2 separate regions of the Homo sapiens genome follow, and region 2 is linked to region 1. A link is an interaction called in ENCODE POLR2A ChIA-PET data of the cell type or tissue named here. Cell type or tissue: GM12878. All regions are shown on one strand. Links, peaks and the distances in the headings refer to the core of each region. The heading gives the core; the rest is flanking DNA. Region 1 has its middle 170 kb from the start of STMND1. Region 2 holds the start of LOC105374951 (a long non-coding RNA gene).

Region 1 (4,399 bases), core at 195-4,194:
GAGTAGAGGGGAAGGGAATGAGGGTTTCAATGAGAAGGAAAAAAATGCCTATTTGCATGATCCAAATTTTTAATGTAGCTGGCCCTGACAGAGAGATTAGCCGGATCAGCTGCCCATGCCTCTACCTCACTCCAGGCTGTAACTTACCTTTACCTTGAGGTTTATTACATTATAGCTTTTAATCAGGTCTATTAGCTAAAGCACCAGTTTCATCAGAGATCTCCACTGGACACCTTGGCCCAAGACTTCCCCTTTCAGCTTAAACCTGTCCTTTATAGGTTGTTTGTTTGTTTGATTGAGTATTTATTTTAAATCCAACAGAACTTGCTTACACTGTGTTAGTGAATACAGGACTTGTTTGGTTGTTGTGGCAGCCCCAGATAGTCAGGTCTTTCATAACAGATCTAAAAGATCCCCTTGATCATAAAGATAGTCCCCTAGGGAAGGTTAATACTGCTACATCTAAACTCACAGCTCCTGGCAAGAAAAATTATACACCAAAAAAATTCCACAAGGAGAACAAGTGCCCAGCTGCAAAGGTCGCTCAGATGAGCTCTTGGCAAAATATTGCTTTTATAACTTAGGTGTCTCAGCCCTTACCTGAAGAAAATATACACTGAAACTCAAAATGCATATGAGAGTATATATATATATATATATATATATATATATATATATATATATATATATATATGTAGTTTTTTGGCATCATTCATGTTTCCCAGTAAGCCCATGTCATGGATTGAGAAAGAAATACATGAGAATTCCCACTCAGAAAGCACTCATGAATATGAGCATTCCATGGATTTTATTTTAGAAACAAATCTGTGGTCTTCAATCTCAGAGAAACAAGAGAGGGTAGTTCACAAAGCTATTAGAATCCCTTTAACAACTGCCAGCCTTTGAAACAAAAATCCAAGTCAATTGAATCCTTTTTTCCAAAGCCCAGACTTCAAAAGTCTTGTATACTAACTTCCTTACTTGCTTCTTTCACCATGTAAAGCATCGAAAAATTGCCTAGGAATGTGGTCAGCCCCATAGCATCTTGCAGAGTAGACAAGGCTTCTCAGGAATGCCCCTCTTTACAAAAGACATATAACTTCTTTTCACAACCAGAACCTGAACAGAATTCTGCACCCCTCAGGGGACTGCAGAATTCACATCCAAGTAAGGCTAGGCTCACTTCCCAAGAAAACTGAGCCAAGGAGCCAGGTAGGAAAGAGGTTAAAGTCTTCTGTGTGTCTTCTTGAGAAGGAGGAAAAGGCTATCACACAGCTGGAAAGAGAACTGAATAAAAGGGTCAAGGCTTTCACTGAGATTCTGCTCATGAGGTGGAATCTTGTGTGAAAGCATTTTCATCAGAACTCTGCAGCAGATTGCACATCTGCTCATCTCTCCCCAGGAAGCTTAACCCCAACTCTCAGCCAATCTCTTTCTCAGCAGTCACGGAACAGTAGCCTGTTCCTCATCTGATTCACCTGCCTTGCAAGCCTCTTCCTTCTCAGATGGACTGATAGGACCCCAAATCCTCCCCATCACCGCTGTGCTTGGCCCTGATAACATAGACTTGACCAGCTTCAGGTCAGCAACGATAGAGTCGTTTAAGGCCATGTCCTCAAAGAGAAACATTGCTTTTCTTTCTGAAACTGGGAGTGTCTAAGAATGTGTCTTCTGGTGACAACTCATCTTTTCCTTAAATGAGGCAAAGGGAGAGAGCAAATACAAACATTCTGAATGCATGATGTTCTTCTGTACTTTAACATCGCCCATTTACAGAATGCTCAATATTTCAGAAAATTCTTCCTTATCCTAATTTTTGATTCTTCTTTATATTCTTCTCTAGCTTCAGGGTAGAGGAATTCCAGTAGAAGCAAAGGCTCTGGCTGGGTTGATTTTTACTGTCATTAGAGGGTCAGCTTTTGGAATATCAGTGAACAAGATATCTTTCATTCAGATAGCAAGAATGTGCTCCTCCTAATTCTTGCCCAGCTTCCTGATGGGACCAGCCTGGTCCATTGGCGCATATAAATCCTACTACTAAGAGGCGCGCAGATTCCCTTAATGTTTGGAATCACTTTGACAGTTTTCAGCATATATTAGCTTACTGAACACTTGGAGGAACATTGAATGACAGGTTTGGCAATGGTTCTGTTAAGATTTCATCCACAAAAAAATAAGAACAGGAAGATGTATTCCTATCCGTCATTTTACCATGGGTGTCTGCATGAATCAATAAGGACTAAATGAGTATTGGGATGACTTGTCAAAGGTATTTTGAGTGAGTTTATTATAAACTTTGCTTACATCTCTAACCAAGGAGCAATATTACTGACTACTAAGTAATCTTCACTTTTAGTTTTTCTCCATTCTTGAAATGGATTCTTTTTTTTTTTTTTTTTTTTGAGGCAGGATCTTCCTCTGTCACCCAGGTTAGATAGGAGAGCAGTGGCACAATCTCAGCTCACTGCAACCTCCGCCTCCTGGGCTCAGGTGATCCTCCCACCTCAGCCTCCCAAGTAGCTAGGACTACTGGCGCACACCACCATGCCTGGCTAATTTTTGCATTTCTTTTTGCAGAAAGAGGGTTCCACCATGTTGTCCAGGCTGGTCTTGAACTCTTGGGCTCCAGTGAGCCTCCTACTTTGGCCTCCCAAAGGGCTAAAATTACAGGTGTGAGCCACCATGCCCAGACTTAAAATGGATATTTTAAACTGGGTTGAAAGACACTAGTTCCCCCTTAAATCTACCCTCAAGCACTTACTAATAACTTTAAAATGTTAATTGAGTGAATAAAAGATGAATGAATGAATGTGTGAAATAAAAATGGAAAAATATTCATGGTATAATGCTAAGTAAAAATGTAGAATTTAAAATTATAGCTATGAGTTAATCATTCCACAAATGTATACATATATCAGAACATCACAATGTATGCAATAAATATATACAATGAAATAAGAAAATAAAATAAAATTACAGCTATAACATTGCTGACAATGTATAAAAGTTAAATACACATAAGGGCAACCTTAAAACATAACATGGACAAATGAAAACATTGATTTTGTTATGCAATCAGATCAAAAAATGTTTCATGTTATAATTAACATTCTTATTGCAACAAAATGATATTCTAAAAATGAATGAATCTGATCACACATAAAACTACATATGGAGGATTATGAGATAAGAAAGCTAATAATATAACAAGAGATGATCAAAAGATTTAAAGTATGCTTTCAAGATATCAACCTCAATCGACCTAACCGAAAATTGTAAATAAACTGAAATCCATCTTAACTGTCCTCTTTGGATAAGCAGACCATCCTATATTTTATTTTAATAAAAACTTTTAATAAGAAAAAGTAAAAATAAAATATTGGCAAGGTTAAAAAGAAAAAAACACACTTTCATAAAACTGTGTGATACAGACCTCAAGAGTAAGCATAAAGTTTAATTGTCAGGGCCAACAGTAACGGAAGAGGTGAAGATGCGTCTGGTGTGACTTCTGCAACAAGGGTAATAGGAGTGTCAGATTTTCTTTTTTAAAAAAACTTTTAAGTTCAGGGGTACATGTGCAGGTTTGTTACATAGGTAAACTTGTGTCATGGGGTTTTGTTGTACAGATTATTTCATCACCCAGGTATTAAGCCTAGTACCCATTAGTTATTCTTCCTGACCCTCTCCTTCCTCCTATCCTCCTCCCTCCAAAAGGCACCAGTGTGTTGTTCCCCTCTATGTGAACATGTGTTCTCATCATTCAGCTCCCACTTATAAGTGAGAACATGTGGTATTTGGTTTTCTGTTCTTGCATTAGTTTGCTAAGGATAATGGCCTCCAACTCCATACATGTCCCTGCAAAGGACATGATCTTGTTCTTTTTTATGGCTGCATAGTATTCCATGGTGTATAGGTACCACATTTTCTTTATCCAGTCTATCATTGATGGATATTTAGATTGATTCCATGCCTTTGCTATTGTGAATAGTGCTGCAATGAACTGACACATGCATGTGTCCTTATAATAGAATGATTTATCTTCCTTTGAGCATATACACAGTAATGGGATTGCTGGGTCAAATGGGATTTCTGTCTCTAGGACTTTGAGGAATTGACACACTGTCTTCCACAATGGTTAAACCAATTTACACTCCCACAACAGTATATAAGCTTTCCTTTTTCTCCACAACCTTGCCAACATGTGTTATTTTTTAACTTTTTAATAATAGCCATTCTGACCAGTGTGAAATGATATCTCATTGTGTTTTTGATTTGCATTTCTCTAATGATCAGTGATACTGAACTTTTTTTCATATGATTGTTGGCCACATATACGTCTTCTTTTGAAAAGTGATTGTTCATGTCCTTTGCCCACTTTTTAATGGGGTTGTCTTTTTTT
Region 2 (4,399 bases), core at 140-4,139, 82 kb before region 1:
CATGACTCTATTAATTCTTCCAAACCATGAAAATGAGAAATCTTTCCATTTATTTGTGTCTTCTTCAATTTCTTTCCTCAATGTTTTGTAGTTTTCAGTATACAGAAATTTCATCTTCTTGGTTAAATTTATTCCTATTTTATTCTCTTTGATAATATTACTAATGGGATTTTTTTTTTTTTTTATGCTTTGGGGTTTTCTTTTAGATAGCTCAGTGTTAGTATACAGACACAACACTGATTTTTTTTTTCTTTTTGAGTCAGGGTCTCACTCTGCCACCTAGGTTGGTCTCAAACTCCTGGGCTCAAGCAATCCTACCGCCCTAGCCTCCTGAATACCTTGTACTGCAAGCGTGAGCCATCATGCTCTGCTAGTTTTAAAAAACGTTTTGCAGCACTAGGTCTTGCCATGTTGCCCAGGCTGGTTTCAAACTCCTGGGCTCAAGTAATCCTCCTGCCTCGGCCTCCAAAAGTGCTGGAATTACAAGTGTGAGCCACTGCACCCAGCCTCTACTAAAAACTTAAACATTAGCTGGGTGTGGCGGTCTGTGCTTGTAGTCTTAGCTACTTATGAGACTGAGGCGGGAAGATTGCTTGAAACTAGGAGTTCAAGGTTGCAGTGAGCTATGACCGTGCCACTGCACTCTAGTCTCAGTGACAGAGCAAGACCCTGTCTCTAAAAGAAAAAAAAAAGTAGATGAATGGATAAAGAAAAAAGAGGGGAATCCTATTATTTGCGACAACATAGATAAGCCTGGAAGACATCACATTAAGTGAAATAAGCCAGACACAGAAAGACAAATACTGCATCACCTCACTTATATGAAGAATCTAAAAACAGCTGAAGTTTTAGAAGTAAAATGGTGGTTACCAGGGGCTTGGGGGTGGGGAAAACGAGAAGATGTTGGTAAAGAGTACAAACTCTCAGTTGTAAGATGAAGTTCTGGGCCTGGCGGGGTGGCTCATGCCTGTAATCCCAGCACCTTGGGAGGCCGAAACGGGCAATTCACGAGGTCTGGAGACTGAGAACATCCTGGCTAACACGGTGAAACCCTGTCTCTACTAAAAATACAAGAAATTAGCCAGGCATGGGGGCAGGCGCCTGTAGTCCCAGCTACTCCGGAGGCCGAGGCAAGAAAATGGTCTGAAACCGGGAGGCGGAGCTTGTGAGAGGTAACAGTGTGCGGGCAGCACTCCCTCTCAGCGCCTCCTCTGCTTCGGTGCCCACTCTGGCCGCGCTTGAGGAGCCCGCCGCTGCACCGTGGGAACCACTCTCTGCATTGTCTGAGACCAGACCCGGCTCCCTCTATTTGCAGAGATGTGTGGAGAAACAGGGGCGAGCGGGAACGGAAAAGGCGTGGAGACAGACGCGCAGGCGAGAACCGGCTCGCGGGCCAGCGCAAGTTCCGGGTGGGCGCGGCCTCGACAGGCCCTGCACCGGGAGGGGCGGACAAGTTTCCCACCACTGCCGGCCCGCCCGCGCCGGCCCGTCCCCGGTGTCAGCCACCTCCCGACGGGGCAGGGCTCACAACCCACCCGCCATGCCCGAGGCCTACACCCCCCACCTTGGGCTCCCCGACAGATGCTCCCTGCCCCTCGCCACAGTATAGGAGTGGTGGGCAGCTCCGCCTGCAGCCCTAAAACGATCCACTGGGGGAAGTCAGCTGGGCTCCTGAGATGAGCGGGGACTTGGAGAACTTTTATGTCTAGCTGGAGGATTGTAAATGCACCAATCAGCACTCTGTGTCTAGCTCAAGGTTTGTAAACGCACCAATCAGTACCATGTCAAAGCGGACCAATCAGCTCTCTGTAAAATGGGCCAATGGGCTCGCTGTAAAATGGGCCAATCAGCTCTCTGTAAAATGGACCAATCAGCAGGATGTGGGTGGGGCCGGATAAGGGAATAAAAGCTGGCTGCTGGAGCCAGCAGCGGCAATCTAATTGGATAGTGTTGTTTTGTGAGGAATATGTGTTTTTTTTTTTTTTTCTCCTCCAGTGTGGGCAATATATTTTGCTGTAGGTGATTGGGTGTGTAGTGCACATATGAGCTGTAACTCTCACCTTAAAAATCTGTAGTTTCACTCCTAAGGCCTTTGAAACCACAAACCCACAGGGAGAAATGAGTAACTCCAGACAAGCTGCCTTGAGAGCTGTATCATTTATCACTTAAGTCTGAAGGAAAAAACTAAACCCATCCAAACAACAAACGGAAGAAACTGGACATACTGCTTTTAACACACGTGGGGAGGGTCTGTGGTTTCATTATTGAAGTCAGTGAGACCAAGAGTCCACCAATTCTGGTCAGACCTACAGTGAGTAGAGATCGTGTCTTTGCATTCCCGTTTGGGCTATGGCGCCAGATTGTCCAGAAGGAAAAAAAAGATGTTGTGATGCTTGTAGTTGCAGTGCAGTGGGAGACTATGGCAAGCGGATTGTGAGGTCAGGAGTTTGAGCCCAGCATGGTCAATACGGTGAAACCGTGTGTCAAATGAAAATACAGAAATTAGCTGGGTGGAGTGGTATGTGCCTGTAGTCCCAACTACTTGAGAGGCAGGTGAATTGCTTGAGGTTGGGAGGTGGAGGTTGCAGTGAGCTGAGATTACCATTGCACTCCAGCCTGGGCAACAGAGTGAGACTCCGTCTCAAAAAAAAAAAAAGTGTGAAGTTCTGAGGGTTTGATGTACAGCATGAATGGTGATACATTACTTCATTTGATTGTGGCAATCCTTGCACAATGCATATATGTCAAATAATTATGTTGTACACCTTAAATATGTTCAATTTTTGACAATTTTTTTTAAGCTTTGACATTAAAGAAAAAGTATGAAAAGGTGTCATCAGGGTTGTATTCCTTCTGGAGAATCTGCTTGCTTAACTTTGCTGGCTTATAGCAGCTTCCTGCACTTCACGGCCTTTTTTTTTTTTTTTTTTTTTTTTTTTTTTTGAGATAGGATGTCACACTGTTGCCTGGGTTGGAGTGCGGAGTGGAACCATCTCAGCTCAGTGCAATCTCTGCCTTCCGGGTTCAAGCAATTCTCCCACCTCAGACTCCCAAGTAGCTGAGATTATAGGTGCATTGCACCGCAACCAGCTAAGTTTTTGTATTTTTGGTGGAGACAGTTTCACTATGTTGCTCAGGCTGGTCTCAAACTCTTGAGCTTGAACGATCTGCCTGCCTTGGCCTCCCAAAGCATTTTCTTCCATCTTCTAAGCCACCAACATGACATCTTCAAATCTCTGTTGCCATCCTCGCATTTCCTTTTCTGACTCTGACCCTCCTGCGCCCTCTTAGAGGAACTCTTGTGATTTCATTATGCCCTTGGAGAACCCAAAATCTCAAGATCCTTAATCACATTCACAAAGTACCTTTTGTGATATAAGGTAACATTCACAGGTTCTGGGGACTGGGACATGGACATCTTCGGAGGGTCATCATTGACCTTTCCGTTTGTACCATAAGTACAAAGGGAAACAGTGTCACATAATAATTTCCTGTATGGCCAACTTTTTCTTGCCAATAGAAGGAAAGGAATTTGCTGATGCTGGTGTGAGTTCTTATTCTAACTCGCTAGATGTCATTCCAAATGCCTTTATCATTTTAAATACCAAATATATATGGCATTCCGAATGATGAGTAACAGGAGACTATAAATAGGCCTCAAAGGCTGGAAAGTCTTAACAACAGAGCAGGAAAGTCTAAAATTACTTAAAAATTATTAAAGTGCAGTCCCTTTGCTTAATTTTTTAAAAGTGTTAGGCCTTAGATGCTTAGGATAAAAAGCCATCACCATCTTGATATTCTCTCTACTTAAAGGAAATCCATGTCTTTTAAAATCAATGTCTTTAAAACCACTCATTCTTCATTAAATTGTTGATTTAACCAATCAGTGTCTACTGAGCACTCACAATGTGCTAGGCACTGCAGTGGGCACTGGGCATAATATTGACCAAAATCAATATGATTTCCGCCCTTATAAGCTTACAGTCTCGTGGGAGATAGGAAAAGCAAGGAAATTATTAGCACACTGTGCAATAAGCGTGTGATAGGAATGATTCTCACTGCCGTCCAGTTATACCCCAGTCTTAGTGCTGGGCACTGTCCCTTCCATTCCACCATTTCATTCCTGGGTGTCAGGGTCCCATCACCTTCTGTTGGAGGAAAAACTTAGGAGTATTCCAAGCGCTTGATAAATGGAAGGGAGCAGCAACCCACACATTTCAATGAGAAAGCAACAATTTACGTATTATAATGGAAACTGTCAAGGAGAAGATGCACCCTTTTGGGGTACTGTGTGGTATGCCCTAGAATGGCAATGAATGGTTAGCAGGCATTGGTTGGGCTTTAACATGAATCCTGGTGTTGTTCACTATACAGTTAGCGATTCTGATGCTTGCCCCAC

Evidence for each region. Peaks named below come from ENCODE experiments on the same cell type or tissue, not always from the same donor. Only the 100,000 strongest peaks of a DNase experiment are listed, where the experiment ranks them.
Region 2: POLR2A ChIA-PET joins it to region 1 with 8 read pairs; 4 of 35 experiments call an interaction of 5 or more read pairs at or near these places.

The regions. Positions count from the first base shown.
Region 1 is chr6:16,930,786-16,935,184 of GRCh38, reverse strand. No RefSeq gene overlaps it. Among named protein-coding and RNA genes, the nearest start is that of STMND1, 170 kb to the left of the region's middle. In GM12878, for the core only: no CTCF peak of the experiment used is centred there; no DNase peak of the experiment used is centred there.
Region 2 is chr6:17,013,091-17,017,489 of GRCh38, reverse strand. LOC105374951 (a long non-coding RNA gene) reads right to left here and starts at 1,673. Exons shown (of 3, transcript XR_926534.3): 1 at 1,565-1,673. In GM12878, for the core only: no CTCF peak of the experiment used is centred there; a DNase peak (open chromatin) is centred at 2,105.